2 separate regions of the Homo sapiens genome follow, and region 2 is linked to region 1. Evidence: chromatin loops called from intact Hi-C (ENCODE). Cell type or tissue: heart left ventricle. All regions are shown on one strand. Each heading gives the region's core, and the rest is flanking DNA. Links, peaks and the distances in the headings are about the cores only. Region 1 has its middle 73 kb from the start of LINC03007. Region 2 holds the start of HOXA10-HOXA9 (HOXA10-HOXA9 readthrough).

What was found. Hi-C counts contacts between places; a loop is a spot of excess contacts. Peaks named below come from ENCODE experiments on the same cell type or tissue, not always from the same donor. Only the 100,000 strongest peaks of a DNase experiment are listed, where the experiment ranks them.
Region 2: a loop joins it to region 1, with 5 times the contacts of the local background. A loop is called at or near these places in 49 of 110 quality-filtered maps.

The regions. Positions count from the first base shown.
Region 1 is chr7:25,857,457-25,869,720 of GRCh38, forward strand. No RefSeq gene overlaps it. Among named protein-coding and RNA genes, the nearest start is that of LINC03007, 73 kb to the left of the region's middle. RefSeq lists a silencer at 5,200-5,309. In heart left ventricle, for the core only: no CTCF peak of the experiment used is centred there; a DNase peak (open chromatin) is centred at 5,175; H3K27me3 peaks cover 8,000 bases.
Region 2 is chr7:27,173,310-27,185,573 of GRCh38, forward strand. It overlaps HOXA10-HOXA9 (HOXA10-HOXA9 readthrough), which reads right to left and starts at 6,930. Exons shown (of 3, transcript NM_001433944.1): 1 at 6,337-6,930. The coding sequence starts at 6,346. HOXA11 (homeobox A11) reads right to left here and starts at 11,923. Exons shown (of 2, transcript NM_005523.6): 1 at 11,127-11,923; 2 at 7,848-9,719. The coding sequence starts at 11,835. The coding sequence ends at 9,487. HOXA10 (homeobox A10) reads right to left here and starts at 1,011. Exons shown (of 2, transcript NM_018951.4): 1 at 40-1,011. The coding sequence starts at 997. HOXA11-AS (HOXA11 antisense RNA) reads left to right here and starts at 12,099. Exons shown (of 2, transcript NR_002795.2): 1 at 12,099-12,264. RefSeq lists enhancers at 419-1,065, 1,066-1,711, 5,830-6,432, 6,433-7,034, 9,522-10,404 and 2 more. In heart left ventricle, for the core only: a CTCF peak has its summit at 6,598 (motif pointing left); DNase peaks (open chromatin) are centred at 6,622 and 7,482; H3K27me3 peaks cover 8,000 bases.

The DNA of each region.
Region 1 (12,264 bases), core at 1,907-9,906:
TTGTGTGGGTCTTGTTTTTTATTACAAGACACATTATCCTTTTAATTACAAGCTGTAGACAGGGCCAACTTCGAAGGTCTTCGTGGCGGAGTGATCTTGGATCATTCAGGGGGCTGAAACCCGATGCCTTCTGACTTTCGCGTCCGTACTCTTGGCGTTGGGAGGAGCCTCTCAGGAAGGTGTTGCAACCTTTGGTTGTACCAGAAGGAAATAAGCAAACTCCCATCACCCCCACCCCCATTCCCCGCCCTAACACGGAGTAAACTTCGGCCTTTTTCCGCTTGGATGCTCATTAAGAGTTAGTTGACTTTGTAGCGGATGCAATAAAATTTGGATGGTTTCAGGCCCCCAAACAATCCTGGTTTCTGTTTTCCTCTCTCCCTAGGCACACCCCCAAGGAAATTGCCTTTTCAGCAGGCGCCTGCGGGAAAGAACCGCAGGAGACAGATTCCCTTTAGAGATCTGCATGGGGAGGAGGGAGATATGGAAATAAAGAGGGCCAAGGTAAGAGGACGGAGAGGCCATAGAGGACTTGCATGTTTGGGTGTGAGTTTTCTGGCCAACTAGGGGGAAAATCCACAAACCTGAGGTATCTGGTGGATGCGCTGAAAAATTAGCTCTCACCTGCAGAGTTACTCAACCCTCGTGCGCTTCTGCTCTGCCGGGAAGGGCCAGTCTCCGAGGGCGGAATAAGTATGGGTATTGAAAGGCAAGTAGGAAACAGCAAAAGAAAAGAACAGATACAAATTTTCTACTCCCGACCTCCAAACCAAAATCGCACTTTCAAACGTAAAACGCAATTCCAAGAAGACTGGGATGTAGGGAGTATGCGATGCCTCTGTTCAATAGGTCACTGTCAGGAACTTCAGTTTCTGGTGTTCAGATATTTGTATTTGAAATTAAGAAAATCAACGCAGGAGGGGTTGCTGGAGGATAAAGTGGGGTGACGAGAGACCGAAGGAGGGGGAGGAGGAGAGGGGTAGAAGGAACCAAGAACCATCTGATGGCAGAACTGGGCTGAAGGAAAACAAAACCGTGAACTTCAAAGCTCAGGCCTAATCTCCCTCAGGTTAATTTCTGCTTCCTAAAAAGTTTGATCAGGGTCATAAATCACTCGGTCCACCCTTGCCGGTCCTGCCTGGTTCCCCAAGGTTCTCTCCCCGCAGCCCGCTGCAGGGGCGCAGGGTGAGTCTCCAGCCCAAGACCGTCTGAGGCTTCCCGGGGCAGGAGGGCTCCCGGGGCTGAGTGGGCGCACGGATGCGCGAGAATCCGCGTGCGGGGGAAGCGGGGAGGCGAGGGTCTAGGGAAGGTGCTGGCAGTGTTGCGGGCCAGACTGTGGAGAGATCCCGTGCAGATGCAGTTTCCATTCCGTCCGGCCTCAAAAAAAAAAAAAAAACCTTCAAGTGTGTCTGGCGTGCTGTTTGAAGAAGGTTACAGCGTGTTTAGAGATTTGCAAAGCTCTGCCGAGCAGTAAAGATTAGAAAGGCCTGCCTGAGATTTGTCAAATGACTTCCGGTAGCAGAGCCCCCAGTAAACAGGGAGGGCCCGGCAGCCTCAGATCTTGGCTCGGTCGGGGCCTGTAACTCCAGGCTGCACGGCGCGGAATTGGTACGGCCGCACCAGGCGCGCTGCGAGGAGGATGGGCCTGGCCGGGGACCCGTGGAGGATCCGCCTCCAGTCCCGAGGAGGTCCCCGTTTTGTGGCTGTAGTGATGTGGCGTAAAAGTCAAGTCGTGGACTTTTCTATTGGCCTTTCCGTGCAGGAAGCCCTAGATGTAGACCAAGCACTAATTTGGTGAATTTGTAGACCAACTTGACTGAAAGGCTCGGGGAAATGTCACCTAGATGAGTCTGACCCTCCCTAAATGAAAGCCATCTTGGAGGAGGCCAGGGAGTGAAATGGCTGGGGAAGGCCCGGCAGGTCTTCATCATAAGAGTCCACGTTTCTCAGCAGTAACGATAATATTTTAAAACAAAGCAAAACAACATTGTCAAAAAATCTAGGAGACAGTGATCACTGCGGTCAGGGGCGCTTAGTGGGCCGCAGCTCATAGGAATGCTGGGGTTTCCCAGATTCTTCCCAGACGGGCATCGCTTTCCTCTAGGAATGACAGTTTCCGCCTTGGCTCGCCTCAGAGGTGCGCATCAGAGCCAGCTCAGGAAGCCACTACCTGTCACAAAACCGACCACACCATTCTGGTTTACACGGAGCATATAGCTTGGGGTTACCCAGCTAAAATAAATAACTGAAGGGAAATTGTTGGTCAAGAAAAACAAAAGGAAAAATATATAATAAAAGGGGTATCTATTGTTGGACGTGAGACGGGTCCCTCTACACACGGGAAGACGAGGCAGAGGAGATGTTGTTAATGCCCCTGGGTATTAGATACAAAGAAGCACAAAAAAAGAAAAAGAGAAAGGAAAAGAAAAAGGAAGGAAGGAAGGAAAGAAGGAAGGAAGGGAGGAAGGAAGGGAGGAAGGAAGGTAGGTCAAGCCTTCTAGAATTTGTTACCCTAGATGAATAATTACTTAGACTCACACACGCAGATGTTTTTTCTGTGAGAAAGAGATTAATATGGTCTGTCCGTAATGTGACATACACACACAGGGGTTGTATTTCCATGTTTTAAAACACAAAACAACTAAAGTTGATCAGTGAGGGACATGTTTTTAACGGTTTAAATGTTTTATGATGGACCAGTAAAAGCAGAGTTAAATTTCAAGACATAATTGACTGGAGATTTGATTATTTCCCCCCATTTCTGAGGGGGAAATAATCCCTTTCCCAAAATAAAGTTATACCATTGATAAAAATAGCGCAGAGGACCGTGAGAGTTAAATAAAGCAGAAAAAAAAAAGACTATGTGTTGCATTGAGGCAAAAATAACGAAATTCAAAGGCAAATTAAAATAAAGCAATGAGGATTTATCTGAGGAACCGCCACGGGCAGAGGAGCAACATCTGTCCCAGATGTCAGACTTCCCTGCAACTTGATCCATGCGTTTCCACTTTGGTTTCTGAACCGAAGGAGGAGTGCCGGCAAGGGAGCGCCCGCAGTCCTGCGGTACAGGGCTGGCGCAGCCTCTGAGTGCGTGTGTGAACTCTGCCAGGAAGCTGTGAGAGCCAGCCCAGGATTCAGTGACCCTGTTTCCCAACCCACAAGGACAAGTACATGGTTTTCTCTCTTATCAATTCCAGCCCCGCGCAACCAAGTGAAAGCAAATGCACTGGACCGCTTCGGAATTAAAATGAATTGCTAAAACCACGGACCGCTCTGTCCGGGGCCCAGACCTGTCTCAACTCGTGGTATTTACATTCCTAGAGCCCGTGCGGAGGAACACGTCGAGGCACGGGTGGCCGCAGCACCCGGCCTCCAGGCCTAGAGTGAAAAATTTTTTAAGATCTGGTTCTCTCCCCGCCGCCTCTGTGGAGGGACTTGGGGGCATTCATCAGTCTGCAATGTTTATTCATTGTTGTAGTACCGAGCTTTCCAAACGAATAGGAAACTTTTACATCCCTTCCTTACACAGATATTTATTATCTGTAGGAATATTTAAGGGGCTGTACTGGGCCGTTCACCTTTGACAGGGGCCGTCACCTCACACTCCAGTGTAATGGACCACACTGCGGCTGCATTTAATTTATTGGGGTGAGAAGTTGCTGCGGGAGGTTTCCAAAGGGGGTCTTTGTCACGAAGAGAGAGGCTCTGGTCCAACCCCGTAGGTGCTTAGAAGATTATATTTTGGCCTCGGAATAACACAACCGAACACAACTCAAAATATGAAAGACATTTCCTTAAGGTGTGGGTTCTGATACCGGAGTTCACAGATATTTAGGAGTCTATGGAGTGGCCTTAGGCGGTCAGGAACTCCCTGAAATGAAATGCTGCATTTTGGGTGGCGGTCATGTGGCTCCTTAACTTTTTTTTTTAAATTAAATTCTGAAAAGAGTCTGTGACTACTATCCACAGATGAAGAAAAAAAATCATTAAGAAGTCATAGTTGAAAATTACACCAAGGGCTCGGAAGTTTTGCACTGAGCCTGAATAGAGGAAACCTGAGAACTGGTATAATTAACAACCAAATAAGCATGATTTTTCACTTGCTTTAAGGCAAAAGATCAAAACGAGCATTACTGAAATCCTTTAAAAAGCCATGCTGTTGTGATAAACGCAAGAGAGCTCAGGGACCTGGCAACCGGCTACCTGGTGTTAATATCAATGCATTTTTAAACCAAAATGCTTCATGACTCAATTTTCCCTCTAAACTTCAAGGCAACCCAAGCTCTCTTAATATTGTCATTACCACGGCCCAGAGAGGGAACCCGATCCGATGTGGTTCTAAAACAAAATGGGATATTAACCGTGTTTGTTTTCACTTTGATCTATAGGAAATAGGTCCTGCACCCTGTGACCCATTAAACTAATAAGATTATACACATCAGCAGAGCGGAGGTTCTAATTGTTTCCATCTGTCCCAGATCTTTGCATTTTAAAATTGATGAAAATAAGACATGATTTACAAAAAACAAAATATATTGAGAGTGAAAATGTGACAAAAGTGAGCCCCTCGGACCACACATGCAACCAATTACTGAGAAAATAAATAGATGTATATGGTGTGGCGCTTTTGGAAGAAGAAAAACCGAAGCACGAAACATAATCATTGAATTGATCTGGGGGTACTCACTCATTTCATAAAGCTAACACTTGCTTGAAAACACCAGCCAATCAGAAGCGTTTCCGGAAGACACTCTACACCTCTCCGCCTCTTCATAAATATTTAAACCGCTTCTTTCTAGATTTGTCATTTAAATCTACTAGGGAATGTGCCTCAAGGGCTCATCTTTCACTGGGTCGCTCACACAGAGGTGGGGCGAGAGGGAGGAGGCGCATTAGCCCTGCGCTCTCATTTGCTTAAACGGCCTTCTTACGTCATCGTAAGCCTAAGCCAATCCGTGAAGTGCACTTTGACAAGCTACCCGCCCCTAATTTGTCCTTTCACCGCCAGCCTAAGCCAATAGTGTGGCTGCATGTAAATGAGAAACCGCGAGCATCTCCCCCCGCCCCCGGCTCCGCCCAATTTCCCACCTCTTCCCGGAGCGCACAGACGCCAGCTGAGTGGGAGGGGCCTAGCTGCGGGCGGAGCACGGAGGAGGAAGGGCACGAGGAAGAGGCGGAGCGGGCCGAGGCGCGCGGAGCTGGGTTTGCTGAGTGCTTCCTTCCTCGGCCCCACCTCCCGCCGGGCAGGATGCCGTTTGATCATTGGCTGGTTTAATAAAGAGGGCGTGTTTATTTTGCATAAATAGTGGGCGGGCACCCAGGGCTGCTTTGTAACTCGAGAACCCGGTGTCCCGCCTGTCTCCCGGGGGGTATGGGCGGGTCTCCCGCCAGCCTCGCCAGACTGAGCCAAGGGCCTGAAGGAAATAAATGGCTTTCTGAAAAAATTCGTCTTAATTCGCCCTTTTGAGAGAATTCTGTTTCTAAATGCATTTTTTTCGTTGGTTCTTACAAGTCGTTAAGAGTTGTAACATGAAATAAGTAGAGATCACCAATCTATCCGCCCCCAAATTAATTTTATTTTAATCTGTGTAAGGGCCACTGCTCCTGGCTGGCCGTGTGTGAAGCAAAATTTTTGTGCAATAAAAATTATTCCTTCACTAGAATTCATTTTTTCCTTTGCTATGAATTCCCTGTCTTCCTAATTTTCCACTAGCAGAGCTAGGGAGAGCCGAGTTGCACTGAAGCAGAGAAAGGATGGAAAATTCTTTCGAGCTAAGCATTTATGAATTGCTTATGAATGATGTATGTGTTAAAATTGTTTCCAACAGTAAAATGCCCCAGGGATACTCGGTTGACAGTTTTTTAATAAGAGAATTCTTCTTGTGATTGATTTGATCTTTTTTTTTCTTTTTTCTTCTTTTTTTTTTTACAAAAATTTTCCCTGTTTTAGGTCGAACTGAACATAGACGTACCTTTTCACGATTTATGAAATAAGATGTCAAGTGACAAATACCTGGAAAATGAAAGGATGAACACGATCTTCAGGAACCTAAGTTTTAAAACATATTGTCTGCGCGTTTATACTGGGTAACATTTTTACAGTTTTCAGAAAAGTTATTATGGTAGTTTGTTTGCTCCAAATTAAATTTGGAAGTCTTTGTTCCTTAATTTGGATTACATTTTAAAATCTGAGTTGTCAACAAGGCCGTTTCACGAAAAAAAAAGTAAGAAAGAATTACTTCTTTTGGCAGGCTATGGGCCTTTATTTAAACAGAAATTAAAATTCACAGCCAAAATTCTTTCTCTCTCCACTGGAAAACAAATTACACCTTTCCGATTCTGCAATTTCTGGGCCTCCAGCACAGAAATGATAGAGGATTCCGAAGAATTTCTGTATTAGTAAGAAGTTAAGAGTGCTCTCAGTGGAGAATAATGGTTTGTGGAAAATTATAAGATCAAGGGGAATGGAAAAGTTTTCTTGTTAGGTCAGTATGGTGTAACGTTTATTCTTCTAAATACTTTTTGACATGTAACAAAGGTAGGAAAATTTGCTTAATTACTGTCTTTTTAAATTTACATCAGTATGTGGATTACATTTAACTCAATTCATATTTAATTTTGTAGTCTTAAAAGTAAATAACTTGAGGCATTATTTTATGCCTCCTCCATGAAATTATATCCAGAGACATTATTCCATTGCTAACAAGTGATTCAGTGTTAAAAATAAATGTTAATTCCTATGATATTCCAAGCAATTACAGTAATGTATATCCATCTTAAAGCCAAAAACATTGTCAGTTGATAATTTGTCAAATTGTTATTTGAAATTGAACTCTAGGTAAAGTAGAGTAATAAAACATTAGCACTTTTATACACCTGGTTCTTAGTAATTATAAAAAGTTAATTTTACAATCTACTAGGAAATAATTACATTTTAGTGTTAATTTTAGGCGTTAGCTTTATATGACTGTGTTAGTGCTGTTTTAATAAGCTTTGGGGTAATGAATAAAGTACTATTATAATTTAAGTAATATAACTAAGCATTAAACCCAAACTATTTATTATTTAAACCAGACTATCATGTTATTTTTCATTTTTCTTTAATGAATAAGGTTTTTCTGGTTATGAAGTATATATGTTCCTGAAAAAATCTGAGAAATGCCAAAAGGCATAACAAGAAAAACCCAAAATGTTTATATGTATTCTCACAATCAGTAAGTAAATCTGTTTCCTATATTTTCTTCCTATCTTTTTCTATGTATTAGTAGTGAGGTCATTTTTTTGTTTTGCTTTAGTACGAAATTCCAGTTGGGTTCTATATTAAGAACTTGCTTCTCAAAGCTCAGATTTATTTTGTTCTTATTTTCTGCTTGGACTATAATTTGACTTTGTAAGAATTCACAGTTTTATTACATTCATATTTTTAACTTCTTTTTATTATAAGAAATACACATTCATAAAGTAACCACTCAGAACTACTGAAAAGTAGAAGTAAAATATCATAATGATCTGGCCATAAAAAATTCCCAGTTTGCATTTTTTAAAAACACAGTATTATCATTTATAAATATAAATCATTAATCTTTTGGGTTAAAACAATATTTTCAAAAGTAATTTACTTTTTTGCATATGTTTCAAAGATTTAAAAGTTGCATTTTAACATTCTAATGTAGCAAAGACTAATTTAAGTTTTCTTGTTCAGCTTAACTTCTGTAACCTATGCCAGCAATTCCAATATTGTTCACATAAAATAAACATTTTATCTGAGCTTTACAAAAATGCTTCTTCTTTATATTTTCTATTCTTCTTAATATGCATTTGTTGATTACTCCTCTTTCAAGTCCTGCATGAATGCATAATCACGGCAAACCAACACATAAAAGACATTGGTCTGTTTTCAAATTGCAACATTTTTTCTTTAGCCCAATTATGTTTTACTAACAGCATCTGCTTCCAATCTATTTGCACTTTTAGGAATACTGATTTTTATTAATAGCACCTGAAAATAGCAGCAAACCACAAAGGACATGTAATTAAGAATATCATCAAACAAGTATTTAACAAAATGCATGATTAGCTATGTTTGTGGCCTCTAAATTGAGCAAAAGTACATATCTCACCGTTTCATTTTACAGTCTCTATTTAGTTGTTCCCCATCTTGATATTACGGTTTCAGTAACAAAACAAATAGCCCTGTTTATCATTAAATTGTAAACTCATAACAATACACTGTTTATAATATATCACATATCCTGTAAGTTTCTAAGCCAAATTATTTCATTGTGGTGGCAGATGGTTGTGGAAATCAATCTGTTTTTACATGTTGGTTCTCTCAGCTTACAGTAATAACTAACTCTAACATATTTAAGTGAGGGTTCAAATAATAGAAATGAACCACGTTCCAAATATATAAATTACATTGCCAACTGTGAGAAAGTCGAAATCTGTGTTCCATGTTATTTTATTTAAATTTACGAATTATGTGAAATGGGTAATTCCATCCATTTTTCCAGTATGGTTTTGTAAGAAAAAGACATGGAAATTGATATCTCCATAGAACAGCAACAGTTTAGGCCACTATTTTTATGGATGCAGGGATCCAAGAATTAAATAAGAATACACAGTGACATTTAAAAACATCTCTGAATAAGAACTGATTGACCAATTACATGCTCACAGCTGGAAGGTGTTTGTTTCCATATACTTTTCAAAAGATTGCATTTGCCTTTGTGGACAAACACTATCTCCAAGAAAGGAAATTAAGAACATGAAAGAGGTATTTTGTTTGTTTCAGGTTCCTTTCATTATGGGTATTTTTAAAAAATTTAATACCATGGGCCGGGCGCGGTGACTCACGCCTGTAATCCCAACACTTTGTGAGGCCGAGGAGGGCAGATCATAAGATCAAGAGATCGAGACCATTCTGGCCAACATGGTGCAACCCTGTCTCTACTAAAAATACAAAAATTAGCTGGGCATGGTGGTGCGCGCCTGTAGTAGCAGAAGTTAAACTATTCGGGAGGCTGAGGCAGGAGAATCGCTTGAACCCGAAGACGGAGTTTGCAGGGAGCAGAAATCGCACCACTGCACTCCAGCCTAGTGACAGCGAGACTCTGTCTCAAAAACAAAAAAAAAGAAAAACCATGAATTCACTATTTGAGATATATATATAGAGAGAGAGAGAGAAAGATAATTATATGTCTATCATTTTTTTTCATGAAAACAAGCTATGTTTTGTACCCAGAGTGCCATAATCAAGTAATGAAAACAGACTTGAAAAAATAAGTGGCAGCTTTATTAACAGTTACTGTATTTAGGGATGTTATATTCTGTGGCTGTTTCTAAAAGATGGCAAAGCAGTTATGAAAACTTTAACTTTCATTCGCTATAAAAATGTCATATACAAAAATAAAAACAAAATAGTGCCAGAATACCAGCTTCCCATACAAATACAAAAATGTATCTAAAGGGAGAAAGAAACAGTCTGTCTCCAAAATGTAAAATGAACAAGGTTTTTTTTTTTTTCTTTTAAGTTTGGATTACGTTGAAAATTGCCTCAATTTTTTCTCTTCACATCAGACAGATAAAGTTCAAGTGACTTTTCAAAGTCATATTCAACCCCCCAAAAAACTAAACAATCTTATGTATTTAAGTTAGATTGTAAAATGAATTTTGTATAGAAAAAATTATAAAATATTTACTACATAAGTTCACAGGCTCCAGAGTCCTTGATGCCTCAGCATCTGAGTGTTATTTGTATTTACTATGATGGTGAGCAACAGTATGCCAGGCAAAATTACATTTCTTTGTAAAATTGCCAATTTGAAATAGTACTGTGACTTCCAGAGGTGGTTTGGGACATATTTTTGAAGAAAAAAAAAATCACTCCTAGAAAAAATATATTTAATAATTATAGTTTTTTCTCTCCCTTTTTAGTTTGCCTTCCACAACATATACAAAATGTCAGTATCATTGATAAGAATATTCCAAGGGATATTAGAGGTAAATGAACAGGAGATTGATGACAAAATTCAAATATAAAGTTGTCAGAGAATTCACTGCATCTGGTATCAGCTTGTCCTGATTTTTAAAAGAGTCATCAATATTAAAAATTGTCATCTATGGGCTAGTGCATTTTCCAAACTATATACATATTTTGAAATATTAAAATAATATATGTGCATTGTAGTAAAATTTAAAAGCACAAAGAAAGCAGGGAAGAAAAATTCACTCCCTACGAAAGAAAACCACTACTCAGATCTTGATATATATTTGATATATATTCGATGATATATATTCTTGACATCTTTTTTCTGTGTATGTATTTGCATTTCAAAAAGTTAAATATTGCACATTCTGTTTTGTAAACTGTTGGGGTGTTTTATTAGTCTTGGTAGATGATGGAAATCTTCCCGTGGTCCAGGATTCTTCTATAAGGTGATTTAGATTGGCCAACAGGGCTACTTTCAATGATCACAACTGGATTCATTCAACACATTCCATATTAGGAGATGTTTAAATTGTGTCTAATTTTTCAGCATTGGAAACAGTGCTGCAATGCATATATTCTTACACCTCTGTCAGTGGCTGTAACTATCTTTGTAGGGCACATTTCTATGAGAGATGTTGTTTTTTGTTCATTTCTTTTTTCATTTTTTTCTTTTCTTTCTGCTTTTTTTTTCTTTTTTTCCCTTTTCTTTGGTGTGTTTATATTGCTTTATTTTGTTTTGTCTTCAGATTGGTTGCTTGTTTTTTAACCAAATAAAAGTGATCCAAAAGTGCAATCTTGCTTTTAGAAGCCAAAATATTAAAACATTTAAAAGGCTGAAGTTCCCACATTCCCACTTCCTCCTCCTCAGTTTGCTGCATAGCTTTTGAATCCTCTCTCTATCTATTTACAGGTAACATATATGTATATGTAGAAAATATATCATATGGCTGCATAGTCTTAAATACTGTTATAATAACTCAAATTGCATTTATTCTCAGTGATGGGCATACAGTTGAGCTGAAGGAAAGTGAGAGAGAAATTAAAGGCATGATAATCAAGTGAAGTGATGATATGAGCTAAGCTAAAGAAGGTAGTGTCTTCTTCCATGACTGGAGAAGCCTGCTTAGCATTTTAAAAAAATTAAAAATCATGATCCAAAAATTGTGATCCTACTGCGATGTCAGCCCACAGTTCATTCCACAGACAGAGGTGATGAGAAGCCCCCTGGACTGCCAAGCAGTCATTACTCCTTCTGGAATCAAATCCCTTAGTCCTACTGTGCAGTTGTGTATGCCATTCAGCACCTTCAAAAATTACCTTAGGAAATGTCCAAAAGATTTGTAGAAAATGTACACCAAACTGGAGCTTTTTCTGTATTGATAAGCAATTTTAGAGCTAAATAGAATAGAATTCCCTCAGAAAGTACCAAAGTGCTCAGAAAGAAGTGACAGAACTGAATTTCAAATTTTCTGCTCCCTTTTCCTAGTTTCAGGGATGGCAGAGAGAAGCAGGAGTGTAAGACTTGTGAAGCAGGTAAGTTGCAGTTGAAGCACTCAGGGAAGAGGGCTTACCACGTTGAAGTGCTTCTTGCAGGTATAGCATGATCCCCTGAGCACTGCCTCTTCTTCCCACAACTCCCTCACACTGCCACACATATATTCCCAGCGATAAGCAATGTGTCATGAGGATAGTACAGGAGACAGTGGTGTCATCCTGGTGGCACCTGGTTCTCCTTCCTCCTGACCTTTGTGCCAGGGATGAGCCTCTAACTCTCTGCGTTTCATTCTGAAGTGTTTCCATATAGAAAACATTGTGAACTGTTTTCCATCTCCCCGGGGGTGACTCTTTCCTAATATAAAGGAGGGATATTGTAGGGGATTGAGGTTGGCAATGGAGGATTAAGAAGAAGGGAAGATGAACCGCAATGCAAAAAAATAATAATTTACAGCTCCATTCATTTTTGTTTCTTCTCAAATTTTCTCCCAGTAGATTAATCAACAAAAGTAAACCTACCTAAAACATAGTGCAACTTAGAAATTGACCAATTACTCTTTTTTTTTTTCATTTCTGAGTGTCAAACCAACCCTAAAATGCCATAAAAACAAACTTCCTGTCAATAAAGGAATAAGCTTCAAACTTATGGGAAATACTTTAGAAGCATACTTAGTAGACATCAAATTACTGCTTCAAAACATTCTGATACATCAAACCCAGGAGTATCAGAAACAGATGGGCTCCCTTCCTCTCTATATTTCACACAAACTCCAAAAATA
Region 2 (12,264 bases), core at 1,813-9,812, 1.3 Mb after region 1:
TCTGCCCGCCTGACTGCAGCCCTCTGCAGCCCTGCTTACCCAGGGAATCCTTCTCCGGCGAGGCTTTGCTGCTCTCGGAAGGGGCCGGGGAGAGCTCCTCCGCGGCCGAGGACGACGCGTGCGCCTCCTCGTCGCCCTGCGAGCCCCCGCCGCTGCCGCAAGCCAGCGTGGGGGGCGGCGGCGAATCGAGGGCTCGCTCCTTCCGGGCCGCATCGGCCGAGCCGGAGGCTAGCGCGGGCGGGAGATCGAAACCGCGCCCCGGGGGCTGCGCGGGGAACGGGCCAGCCCCGAGTTGCTGCGCGCCGCCGCCGCCGCTGCCATAGCCCTTGGCGGTGCCGTAGGCCTGAGAAAGGCGGAAGTAGCCAGGCACTGGCACCCCGCTGGAGGTGCCCAGGGCGCAGCCGTCGGGCGGCGGGCCCCGCGGGAAGGGAGCCAGTTCGGCGGCGGTGGCCGAGACTTTGGGGCATTTGTCCGCCGAGTCGTAGAGGCAGTAGGAGCTCTCTTCTTTGATGTTCTGCGCGAAAGAGCACGAGGTGGCCTGCGGCGCTGGCTGGGGTGGTTGCGGCGGGGGCGGCGGCTGCTGCTGGGGCGGCGGCGGCGGCCCGTCAGGCGGCTCCATCCGGCAAGACCGGGGCGCGTCTAGCCACAGGTCTATGGGCGAGGGCCCGTAGCCGTGCGCCCCGGGACCTAGACCCCCGCCACCGCCACCGCTGCCCGGCGACGCTGCCTCATTGCGCTTGCCGCCCAGCGTGGGGAAGAGCCCGCAGCTCTGCAGCCCGTAGGGCAGGTCGGCGGCGGGCGGCAGGTAGACCCCGCCGTGGGCGTAGTAACCGCCACCGCCGCCGCCCCCCGCGCCACCACCACCGCCGCCTGCCTCGCCTCTGCCCGAGCTGATGAGCGAGTCGACCAAAAAAGAGTTCGCGGCGGGGCTCTCCGAGCATGACATTGTTGTGGGATAATTTGGCGAAGGGAGCAGATAGCCCTTTCTGGCTGACATTTCTTGTGCAAAACATGCTGAATACGATTAGCAATCCCCCCGCACCGCGGCGGGCGCCCGCAGCCAATCCCGAGCCAGAGTTTCCGCGCGACCACTCCCAGTTTGGTTTCGTAGGCGCGGGGCCGCTCTCCGAGGGCGCCCTCAGAGCCCGCGATTGATATAAATATGTAATCTGTATTGATGGGCCAGGAGACGCACCCCGACACCTTGGCCCGAAGGCCGGGAGCTGTGGGGGCTGCCCCAACGTGGCTGGTGGGGGGCCTGGCCATTGGGCTCGCCCCGCCCCTACCCGGACGTGAGCCCCATACCGGGGTCCCTTAGAAGGGCCCTTGGGCCCCGCGCAGTTAACAAGTGGGGTGTTTATGGTGCGCGCCCAGTCTGCCTTGGGTGCTCACCATCCCTGTCGCAGAAGCTGCCACTAGTCCCCGGTGTACTCTAACCACTGAAGCGGCCGTGTCGGGGACTCACGCGCTTCCCATTCAGCTCTGGATCTGGAACTGGCCCCTTGTCTGAATTCTGCCTCCTCAAAAGTGGCGAACCTGGCCCTATGGCCGTCAGGATCCTCAGAGTGTCAGGAGCCCAGAGTGAACTAGAAGCTGACTTGCCTCTACTTCCAGTATCCACAGATTTTTCCCCAAAATGCAGTGGTTGTTCCCTAGCCCCTAACCCCCAACACTTTTCTCCCCTAGTCCGTTGATCCAGTTAGGATCTTCTCCTCTGGTGTTGTGCTCACCCGGCTTGCCTTCTCTACAACTCCTGTCAGTGGACTTTGGTGGGCTGGCGGGACTGGGGGTGGGAAGCGGCTGCCAGCCTTGATGGAAAGACGGCCCCACTCCCACTCCCAAGGCCAGAGCCAGATCCAAGCATCCCCTCATCACCTAGGGAAGACTCTAAGCCCACAGTCATTTCGGGGAAGTAAAATGCTGGCCTTGGGGTCCTTGGCTGGCCCAAAGTGAGAGACTTGGAGGGGTGTGCCCGGTGTACACCTCCGCTGCTTTATGTTCCTGCTCTCCTGTTAGCTTTGGCACTCATATGCTCCTGGAGGCTACAACAAGAACCAGTGTCACTACACTCCTACCTCTCTGTCCCCTCCCCTCTTCCCCTCCCTCCCATACCCTCAGCTAGGGCAGTCCTTGCTCCTGCAGTGTGTGCATTTTAACGAGGCCTCGGTGAGGAAATCCTTTCCCTGCAAGGCCGGGCTGGGCTCATGGTCCTGTTATAAGAGCATGTGGAGGTCAGGCCCTTTGCTCAGCAGGCTCAGGGGCTCTGTTTTAGCCAACTGGAAATGGCCGGCCTGGGGTGCTAGCCCCCAAGTGTGAGCCTCATGCTAGTCTCAGGAAATGCAACCTTTTCCGGCCAGATCCAGTGGAGCCCGGGAGGTCGCTGCCTTGCCCCTGGCCCGTGGGCTACAGGTCTCCAGGATACTCTAGGCCTGCCCGCCCCTCCGGCCCCAGTCGGAGCTGGCATTACTGAACGCCGGCATCCCAGGAAATAGACCGCTCAGGCCGCTGCCTTCAGCTGGGAAAGACTCTTGCATCCGGGTCATACGCGGCACTTTGCCTCCTTCCTCCCAGTGTGAATCCAGCCCAAGGTGGAAGAGGAGCCTGAGAGGACCCTGAAAGCGCAGAGAGAGCTGGCTAGGTAGAGCTCCAGCTCTGGCTTCTGAGATTCAAGCAGCTGCGGTCGCTGCGGGCAGTGGCTGCTCCGAGCTCCGGGCCCAGAAGGCCGCTCCACCGCTAGCGCGGCGCTCCAGCCACTTCAACCTCGGCGCCCCACGGTGACCCGGCCGTAAGGACTGAGCATCAGGGTGCGGAGGAGGAGGATGGAGAGAAAAAGAGAGAGATAGAAGGAGAGACGGACAGAGGGAGAGAAAAGAGAGAGAAACAGGAGGGGAGAGAGAATAAGAAAGCCAGTTCTCTCCAGCCTGACAGGGTCTTGAAGCTGCAGCAGCGGCTTTAGAGGGATCAAGACAGGGTCTGTGCCAAGAGATCATTAACTCTCCTTCGCTCTTCGCATGCTCCTGCGCCCAAGGCCAAGGCAAATTCTCTACCCTCTAGGCCCATGAGACGGACGAACCTGAGTGCAGAAAAGCTTCAGAGCACCGCAGCCAGTGGCCCTATCTTTAGCTTCCCGGATCTGCCTGGTCCTTACCCTGCTCACCAGAAGGGTGGAACTGGCTGGGACTGTTGCCCTTAGCAATGCCACCTGGAAATGCCACAGAGCTGGGGGCTGCCTAGGAAGGAAGCTTTGCTCTTCAGCACTGCCCATGCCTCTCAGAAAAGCTGTGTCATTTGGCAAGTGGGTCCCAAGACCTTCGAGGTTTCCTCAAGGATAATGAGCCGTGGCAGGTCAGTGGGCCAGGACCTGGGCCTAGAGTCATGCCTCTCCAGGCTAAATGCAGAAAGCAACTTCCCAGGCCGACATCTGGGAAGGTCCAGTATATATTTGAGATAGTGGAGGCTATACAAATAAAGTAAAAGACAATGATCTTAACCTATCTTTCCTAACCTTTTAGGGAGTCAGGACCCTTCTGGAAAATCCAAGTAAGTTTTGACTCATTCTGTGAAAAATGCATATCTGTATATTCCCACAATTTGATCCATCATTTCGAAGGAGTTCACACACCCCTCAGTCTTTTCCTTGGGTCTTCCAGAGTCCCCCAGTGTCCTGGGACTTGGGGGCCCTGCCAATTTGGCTGGCAAGACAAGCTGGGTGCCCTGCAGCAGACAGCTCAGGTCAGGGCCCCGTAGGGCAGCCAAATGGGCTTCTAGGCTGGATAGAATCCAGGGACCTGCACGTGCCAACCAAGGTTACAAAAGTCAGTTTGTATCGCATCTGCTACAAAAGGCTGCCCCAGCCGAAGAGTAGAGGAGCTGGGAGGCCTGCTATGGGCCTCGCAAGCCGTGGCGTTGGCACTTGGGTCTTCAGTGACCTTTCTGTGGTGAGCCAGATGTGTTTCTTTAGTATGACTTTTTCCCCCTTGTAATAAACCAAACGGGATGTTGGGCTTGAGCTCCTTCTGGCTTTTAAAAAGAGTGTGTAAGCTCATGTATGGCAGCCCCTCTCTGGCCCAGGACTGCCTTCCAACTCCCACCAGGGCTTGCTGAGTGGGAAACGCAGCGAGACACTGCCGGTGAGCTGGCCGGCTGCAGGCGGGCCGGCTGCTGCTGGTTCAAATGAGAGGATACTAACGCAGCAGAAGCTCAAGTTAAACGCCTCCTTGGCCCTCTCAGTTGGTCTCCTAGCCCCCAGCATCCCTGACCGACCCCCAAGGCTCCCATGCTCTCTAGACTTTAACACTGGAGTGTTAGGTTTCTCAATAAAATATTCCATTTATTGAGCGCCTCGGCTTTCCTGAGATTCCCCACCCCAAGAGATGAAGAAAGCGATTCAGTTGTAGTGTGGGTCGGCTTCCAAGCACTTTTCCTCCCTCGTGCTCATTTGCCTTCTTTCTTTTTTGCCATTCTTCCCAGCTACTAAATTTCTCCCTCTCCCTCAGGGTAACTTTGACCTAAATCTTCAGTGCCTGCTTGCCTCAACCAGGCCTTATGCAGCGGTTACACAGTCACCTCCAGAGCCCATGTTTTATTTAGGAGGAAATATTGCCCATTTCTACCCGGGTAATAACCTGCCAGCCCTATGGGGCCAAAGTAAACACCAGGCCCATGGATTAAGGCCTTCGGCAAGGATTAGGCTGCAGTTCACTAGGTACTCCTTCTGAGTAGGCCCTTGTAAGCAGTGAGAAATAAACTATTATGAAAAACAAGTTCCTAATGAAAAGATACCAGGTCCTGAGATCGAAACTGCTAGTAAACAATTTATATCTGGAGGGCACTCTCAATGCTTTCAAGACTCTGAATTATCCAGCGGTGGAGTTGGGCTGCAGTCCCACAGAGGAAAAATAAAGGCTGCTTTTACATATCTGGCTTTAGCAAAAAAAGAAAAAAAAATCAGAGCTTCTCATATCCATGCATTTATGCATAGTTAGAAAATTTTTCCACAAGCAATGATGTTCTTTTCCCATTCATCTTTAAGAATGTCAACATTTTCAGGGATATTTGATGTGTCTGTTTTGAATCTATCAGGTGCAATCTATTACTAAACAACATACTTTTAAAGTTTTCTAAATCCAACCATTAAGATGGCCCTTCCCCTGTTAGGGAAGTGTTGGGGCCTTTTCACACACCCTTTGAATTGCAATATTCTTAGATTTGTTCATAATAAACAGCCTCTGGCCTTAGAACTGGAGGCGGCTCTGGCATTGTAGGGAGGGCTCCCGCTGCAGAGAGCAGCTCACTGGGTGGGCGCTCATTTCTTGCCTTGTTGCTTTGCTCCGTCATAGTTTGGGAGCCAGCCTTCAACAAAGACTAGTAACTATGATAGGCAAAATTTACGCAACAAACAGGCAGTGCCTACTTTCTCTGGGATTCACCCCACTCACCACGCACTGTATATTTGGGAAAAGAAAAAGATGTGGGAAACTAATGGAAAAATAGTAGAAAAAATTAAATATAGGAGAAAGAGGGAATTTGAATCGATCCTTCAAAATGTAATGGAATTTTTTCATTTAAAATGTGTTTGATGACAACCCCAATGGAGTGATTGCTCCGTCAAAATTTATCCTCGGTTCCAGCTTTTTAAAAAAGTATTAGTATTTACCAATACATTTTTGCATATTTGCAAAATATCTTCTACAAAAGATCTAATTTTCATATGTAAGAAATTGCTGCGAAATTGCAGCTGGGTTTATAACAGCGTACTCCAAGTATGCAACACAGAGACTTGTCTGGCACTCTCAAAAATCACATGCGACTTCTCCGAATTGGCCTTTTTCGGAACAAAGGTTTTCTCCAAGCTGCCGGGCAGACATAGAGATGCACCTAGTAGGAAACCAGTGACCTCCAGGACTTCTGCCCCTGGGAATAAGCTCGCCTTAGCGGCCGCAGACTTCTACCACCCCATTGTTTAGAATGGAAACTTTGTTTTCCTCAACCCGCGATCACCTTTTTTTTTTTTTTTGCCCTCCCACAACCCCCTATCGCAGCACAGCTGGAACACTTTCGCCTAGATGCCTCTCATCCCTAGCCCATTCTATTCTGTGTATTTCTACAAAATCGAAAGATTCGCCTTGAGTGAAATGCTGGCGCAAGGAGCTAAAATCCTCAACTTTTCTACTTAGGCCTCCCCCTGCTTTCCAACCTTAGGGAGCAATGGGGTGGGGGCTCCCTACCGCGTCACCCCACAAACCCAGCCACGTTCCCGAGAGCCCTGCTTAGACATCGGCCACCTCCCCACTCCCGCCCCACCAGACTGAAATTGCTAAACTTGTGGCCTCTTACCTTGACACATTTCCGAAATCACTGCCAAGGGACAGCTGGCTTCTCCGCGCGGCGACGCTCGCGAGGCCTAGCGAATGCGCGTTGCTTTAAATTACCATACCAATCACTTCTTGAGGGTGAGTCCCCTTTTTCTGTTATGAAGGGGAGCGGGACAAGTGAAATAATGTACCGTGCTGCTCTTAGTATCAGAAGCGAACAAAGGCCAAGAATCATGCTGGGGTTCCCGGCTCCCCGGCGGCTTTGACATTGATCGGAAGTGCGCCATCTCGTGGCGGCTGCGCGCCTAGGTTGGGCCGGAGTTCCAGCCCCGAGCCGAGAGACGGAAACCAGCTCCGGGCAGAGAGAGAAGGAGAGAGGAGAGGATGTGCCCAGCCCGCTGCTATTGAGATCTCATTTTTACATCTAAGAAATCGCTGCAAAACCCCAGCCGGGTTTATAGCGGCGCATTCCAAATATGCAAATTGGCCGGCCCCGGACGGGTTTACGACCACATTGTCACAGCCATCGGAGGATGGGCTTTTATAGGGCTCAGAAATCAAACCCGCGCCCGCCCGCCGCCCGCCCGCGAGCAGTCCTCCTGGCTAGACTCTCTCTAGCAACTTGAGAGACTTTGGTTAATCTTTAACCATCCCAAAGGAAGTCTTTCCCTAAACCCAGGCTTCCCAGCCCGCCCCCTCCCTGCCCCCCAGGAGGGCCCTTGTTCATGTCTGCGTGTCTGCCTATCAACCTAGACATTCATCTCTAGATCTGTCCCACTACCCTTTCAGCTCGATTTCCCCAGTCGCGCCAGTTAGACAAACACACAAACAAATAAACAGAGTGGGGTCTGGGGCCTCTCTCCAAATGCGACCCTATCTGCTGCTCTGGCCCTGCCTGGGTGGCTGAAGAGAGGGTGGGGTGGGCAACAAAGGGCTCTGTCCTTTCAGCCCTTCTCCTCAAGGTTATGGGTGATGTCCAATTTTAAGGCAGAAGTTCAAAGGCAGCAAACAAAGAGGAAATCGGCATCCTTTTTTTTTCCCCCAAAGGGAAAAAGCAGCCTCAGCTGGGAGCTGGGGAGAAAGCACCCTTAGAGGCTCCTGGGAGTCTGCTCTGCCTTGGAACCCAGACCAGGCTCCCTCTTGTTGAAGCCTCCACGGGCCCCCGGACGGTCCCACTGCAGGCCTACCTGTCCTGAGGTGAGCGAGGGCAGCCTGGGGTCTGACCTGTTGGCCACCTCAGGCCCCAAGGCCCTCTCCAGGGCTGAGATCAGTCTGAGGGGATAAAGTCCTATATTCCAGGCCCTGAGATACCACCCAGGTCCCCACTTCCCACAAGGACGTAGCCAACCACCTTGGTTTCCTAAGCCTGGCTTCTGTTGTAGCCAATTCCTGACTCAGTCACCTTCTCACCCCCTCAGGGGCCTGATAACTTGCTCCTCAACTAGGTAAGGCATTTTTTGGGGGGGTGGGGGGAGGGGGGCAGACATTTGGTAGTAAAAGGCGATCAGGGAGAGGAATGTCACACCAGGATACTCAAATTTCCACCGTCTTTATTTTCCTTGTGCCCAGTTGCCTGTATAAGTGCTGCAACACACACGGTGGGTAAGAACCAGAATTGAGGACAGGCCAACACTCCCAGTACAAATGGAGCCAACAGACATTTCTTAACACAGGGAGGCAAAGGAGATTCAATGGGAGGGTGCCTGGCTTTCCCAGATGAGATCCCCAGGCCGGCCAGGCCGACTGCCTCTGAGCATTTCCCTAACTCTTTCCAAATGTTGCAAGAGATTAAAAAGACCATTCTCAATACCTTTTCCACCCCCTCCAACACCCTAAAGGAAATCAACTAATGGCAAAAGAAAAAAGAAAAAGAGAAAGAAAGAAAAGAAAATTGATTATGGTTCCTTTATTTACAAGTTTTTTGAACACCATCCCTGTATGAAGCATACATTCAAATATTCTTAGCAGTGAGCGAGTTTAACCACGGAACACTGTAAACAGATAGGGCCTTTAAATATTTTCATCATCTCTTTTCCCCTCTACATTGCATCTTTTAAAATTCGCTTTGGTTCCTTCAGGGAAATATATATATATATAATATAATATTTATCTTTTAAAATAATTCCACCTCACTCTCAGGCTCTTGGAAGGTCACCAGAAGCTTCCAAGCTCAGTTCAAGAGCCAATGAGGGCTGAGTGTGGTGCTGGAACCCGGTGTTTTGGGGGACTCAAGGCCCTCATAGCCAAAGCTGGGGACCTGCTGGCCAGGCCCACTGCTCTGCAGCCAGACACTGAGCAAATCCAAGTTTCATTACGTGTGGTGGAGAGTTTGCCAAACTGCCACACTCCACAGCCATTTCCTGCAGAGATCTCAGGGGCCAGTGGCCTGGCTGCAGCCTCTTGGCTTTTCCACATCTCCCACCTCAGGGAACAGTCCACTCTGTGTCGAGGCTTTGGGCCTGAGTGGCAGGCTGGAACCAAGACCCTCATTTGGTAGAAAGAAAAGCCAGGTGGGCTGTAGGAGGCGGTGGCTAGGAACTCAGGGCTGGATCAGTGTGGTGGGTGGCTAGGAGGAGTGGAAAGACACTGATGCCACCTGGAATCATAGATTTCTTTTCCCACAAGGATTTGCAGCCCTCTTCCACCTCAAAGCTACCTCCAAGTCCAGCCGCTGTTCACATTGGCTTTGGAAAGCAGCCTCATTCTGGGCACCTAGTAATCCTACCCCTTCCTCCTGCCCCTGTCCCCAAGCTGAACTGGGCTTGGAGAGCACACAGCTTTTTTACTCAGGGGTCCTGGGGGTGGGTAGGCTCCCAGTAGAGGGAGGGTGTGGTGGGGTTAGTCTCCAGGGGGTCTGGCAGGGGCCCAATCCCCAGTGGAGACCACACCCAGCCCGCAGCTCTGCAGGCTCCAAGAGTGAACCACCAGGGGTCCCAAACCTGTCATTCTAGCTGATGCACAGCTCTCAGAATCCAATGATTATTAGGAATCTTAACCACTGAGATCTTAATCAAGAGAGTCCCAGACCACCTCCTGTGGGGCTATCTCCATGCATCCCTCTCTTGCACACCTCTTTTCAAAAGTCACCATGTGGCTTGACTTTGTCAAGGGCAAAATCTGCATATTATCTCATGTGTATGAAGCCCCCCACCCAATTCCAGCCGCTGGAGTCTTAGAGGAGTGGATTTGCTGAGTAGTACTGTAAACGGTCTCTGTTAATTTTTTTTTCCTTCATTCTCCTGTTCTGAAACCAGATTTTGACTTGACGATCAGTGAGGTTGAGCATGCGGGACAGTTGCAGGCGCTTCTCTTTGTTAATGTAGACGCTGAAGAAGAACTCCCGTTCCAGCTCTCGGATCTGGTACTTGGTATAGGGGCAGCGCTTTTTGCGGGTGCGTTGGCCACCTGTGGAGGGAGAAAAGGCATGGGGTGAGCCAGGTGTGGGGGCTGCAATCCACCCCAGAGCCCATAGCTGAGGAGAAGGGCTGCCATGGGGACTGGTGGTCCAGCCCAAGCCCCGTCAAAGTCTGCCCAGGCCCCTGCCTTTAACGCTCCGACTGCATGCTTGGAACGGCCGCAGTTGGAGGCTCAGCCACAGATAAAAGCCAGCTCCCTAAATAGGCCCCCGGGGAAGCTGCTCCCGCTGCCCCCAGAACAGAAAGGAGAGCTTCGCACAGCAACAGGCGAGTTTGCGCTGCCTAAGCCTCTTTGAAAGCAGCCAAGTGGGGGTTGCCGGCTGCCTCTCGCAGGCCAGACTAAACAAACAGCCGCCTGCGGACATTTCACCTTCCAGCACCTGGGCTGCCCCTTCCCAAGGCAGTAAAGGCGGCTCCAGTCCCAGTCTTTCCCGGCTGCGGCCAAGACTGGGCAGTCCTTAACATCTGGGGCGGCTGCCGGGTCTTTGTCAGCCTGAGTCCTGGCCACCAGCTTCTGCCTCCCCGGCCAGCCTTCCGGCTCCGCCGAGGTGGGGAGGTGGCGGCGGAAGCCCCCTACCCTAGGCCTTCGCTGAGCACCACGGCCACACGGCCATCCTGCACACGGCAGAGCAGCGGCTCTATCTTAGGTAGGGTGAAGGGAAAGGGGGCTTCCCGAAGCTGCGGGCAGGCTCTACTTGCTCCCCCTTTAAAAAAAAAAAAAAAAAAAAAAAAAAGACCCACAAGACAAAAAAAAAATCGCTTTTGACAGATTGAATAACAATTGTGAATAACATGCAGTTGGGCAGAAGGAGGCACGTAATTGCCACCACGCCAGAGGAAAATGGCTTCCTTTGGACAAAAAGGCCAACTTTGGGTTAATTTGTTCTTTTAATATATTGCTAGAGCTAAGCGGGCTACTTTATCTGTTAAACGCGCTCCTAGCGCCGTCGTTAAACAGCGACGCCTTTGAATCCCGGCCGGGACTGGAGTCCCGGCGCAACACATGGCTTTTATAAAAATCTCCGGATTACCTCGCTATCAAAAGCTCCCGAAGCCCTTGCAGGGGGAATTTACAGGCGCCCACCTCCGGCTCCCCAGCCTGGAGCTGGCCCCGAGCGGGGTCGAGCTGCTGGGCTTGGGAGCTGAGAAGGGAAAAAAGGGAAAAGGGGAGTTGTTTTTTTTTGCAGGCATGCCTTGGCCGGTGGGTATTTCACGGCCAATTTCAGCACTCGCCACGTGATCCCGCCTTTTATAACAAAGTTTTGTTGGGGGAAACCTAAAGGCCCTTCATAAACCTTATATGCTTATAAAACAGCATATAAAAATTTAACAGCGGTGCTGCGCTAGATTTCCAACTCCCCTTTCATAAAGCGCAGGGCGCTGCCTTTATACGTACTGGAGCCGCCGGCCTTGTCCTCAGTGTGGCCGGAAGACGACTCGGGGCTGCTGCTGCTCTCGGGGCGCCGCCGCCGCTCTTTCTCCTCTGCTGCCGCCGCCGTCTCCCGGCAGCCGCCGCCGCCGCCGCTGTCCGAACTTGAAGTTGCCGGCGCGCCCGTTGCAGCCGCCGCCGCCGCCGCGGAGGTCGCCGTGGCCGCCGGGGGCCCCTTCTCGGCGCTCTTGTCCCCGGGGTAGTCGGAGGAGGCGAGGTTTTCCGGGGTGCCGTAGGCTGTCTCGAAAAACTGGTCGAAAGCCTGTGGCAGGACGCCGTTCCTGCCCACGGTGCTATAGAAATTGGACGAGACTGCGGGGGTGGGGTGGTGGTAGACGTTGGCCGAGCTCTTGGCCAGCACGTCGCCAGGCACGCCGGCCGCGCTGGGCGCCTGCAGGCAGTCTCTGTGCACGAGCTCCTCCGCGGAGTAGCAGTGGGCCAGATTGCCGCGGGGGTGCCATTTAGTGGCGGGCTCAATGGCGTACTCTCTGAAGGTCACTTCGCGCACGGGTTGGACCTGGGGCAGGTTGGAGGAGTAGGAGTATGTCATTGGGCGCGAAGACGGGGTCTGGGGCAGAAAAGAAGGGAGGCTGGAGAAATCTGGACCCGAGACGTAGTAAGTACAACTTGGCAAATACATGTTAGAGGAGCAGGGACCACGCTCATCAAAATCCATTATTGGGCTACCTTGGGCTCTCCGCAGTAGCCGAGCTTAACATGATTCTCCACTGCAGCTGCCTCTTTGAAGCGGATCCGTGAAGTAGAAATTTGGAGACGTAAGCTGACGTGGAAATCTATCCCCATCCTTAGCAGGGAGGTGCTGGTCATGTGACCCGATGTTGAAATTGACAAGCTGCTAGCTAGTCCGGGCCTTTTCCCCCCCCCTTTCCTTTTTTTTTTTTCCTCCTCTCCCCTCCCTCCCGGCTTCCTTTCTTTGTAGCCACCTCAGGGGAAGCAACAGATCGTCACTCGGTGTTCTCACCGAAAGCACGTAATCGCCGGTGTAACTCATGTTGGCTGGGGGGCCTCCCGGCGCGCGCGGAGAGGCTGGGGTGCGCCCCCATGCAGCATGCTTGTGCTCAATTGCAGGGTCCTCGTTCTCGAG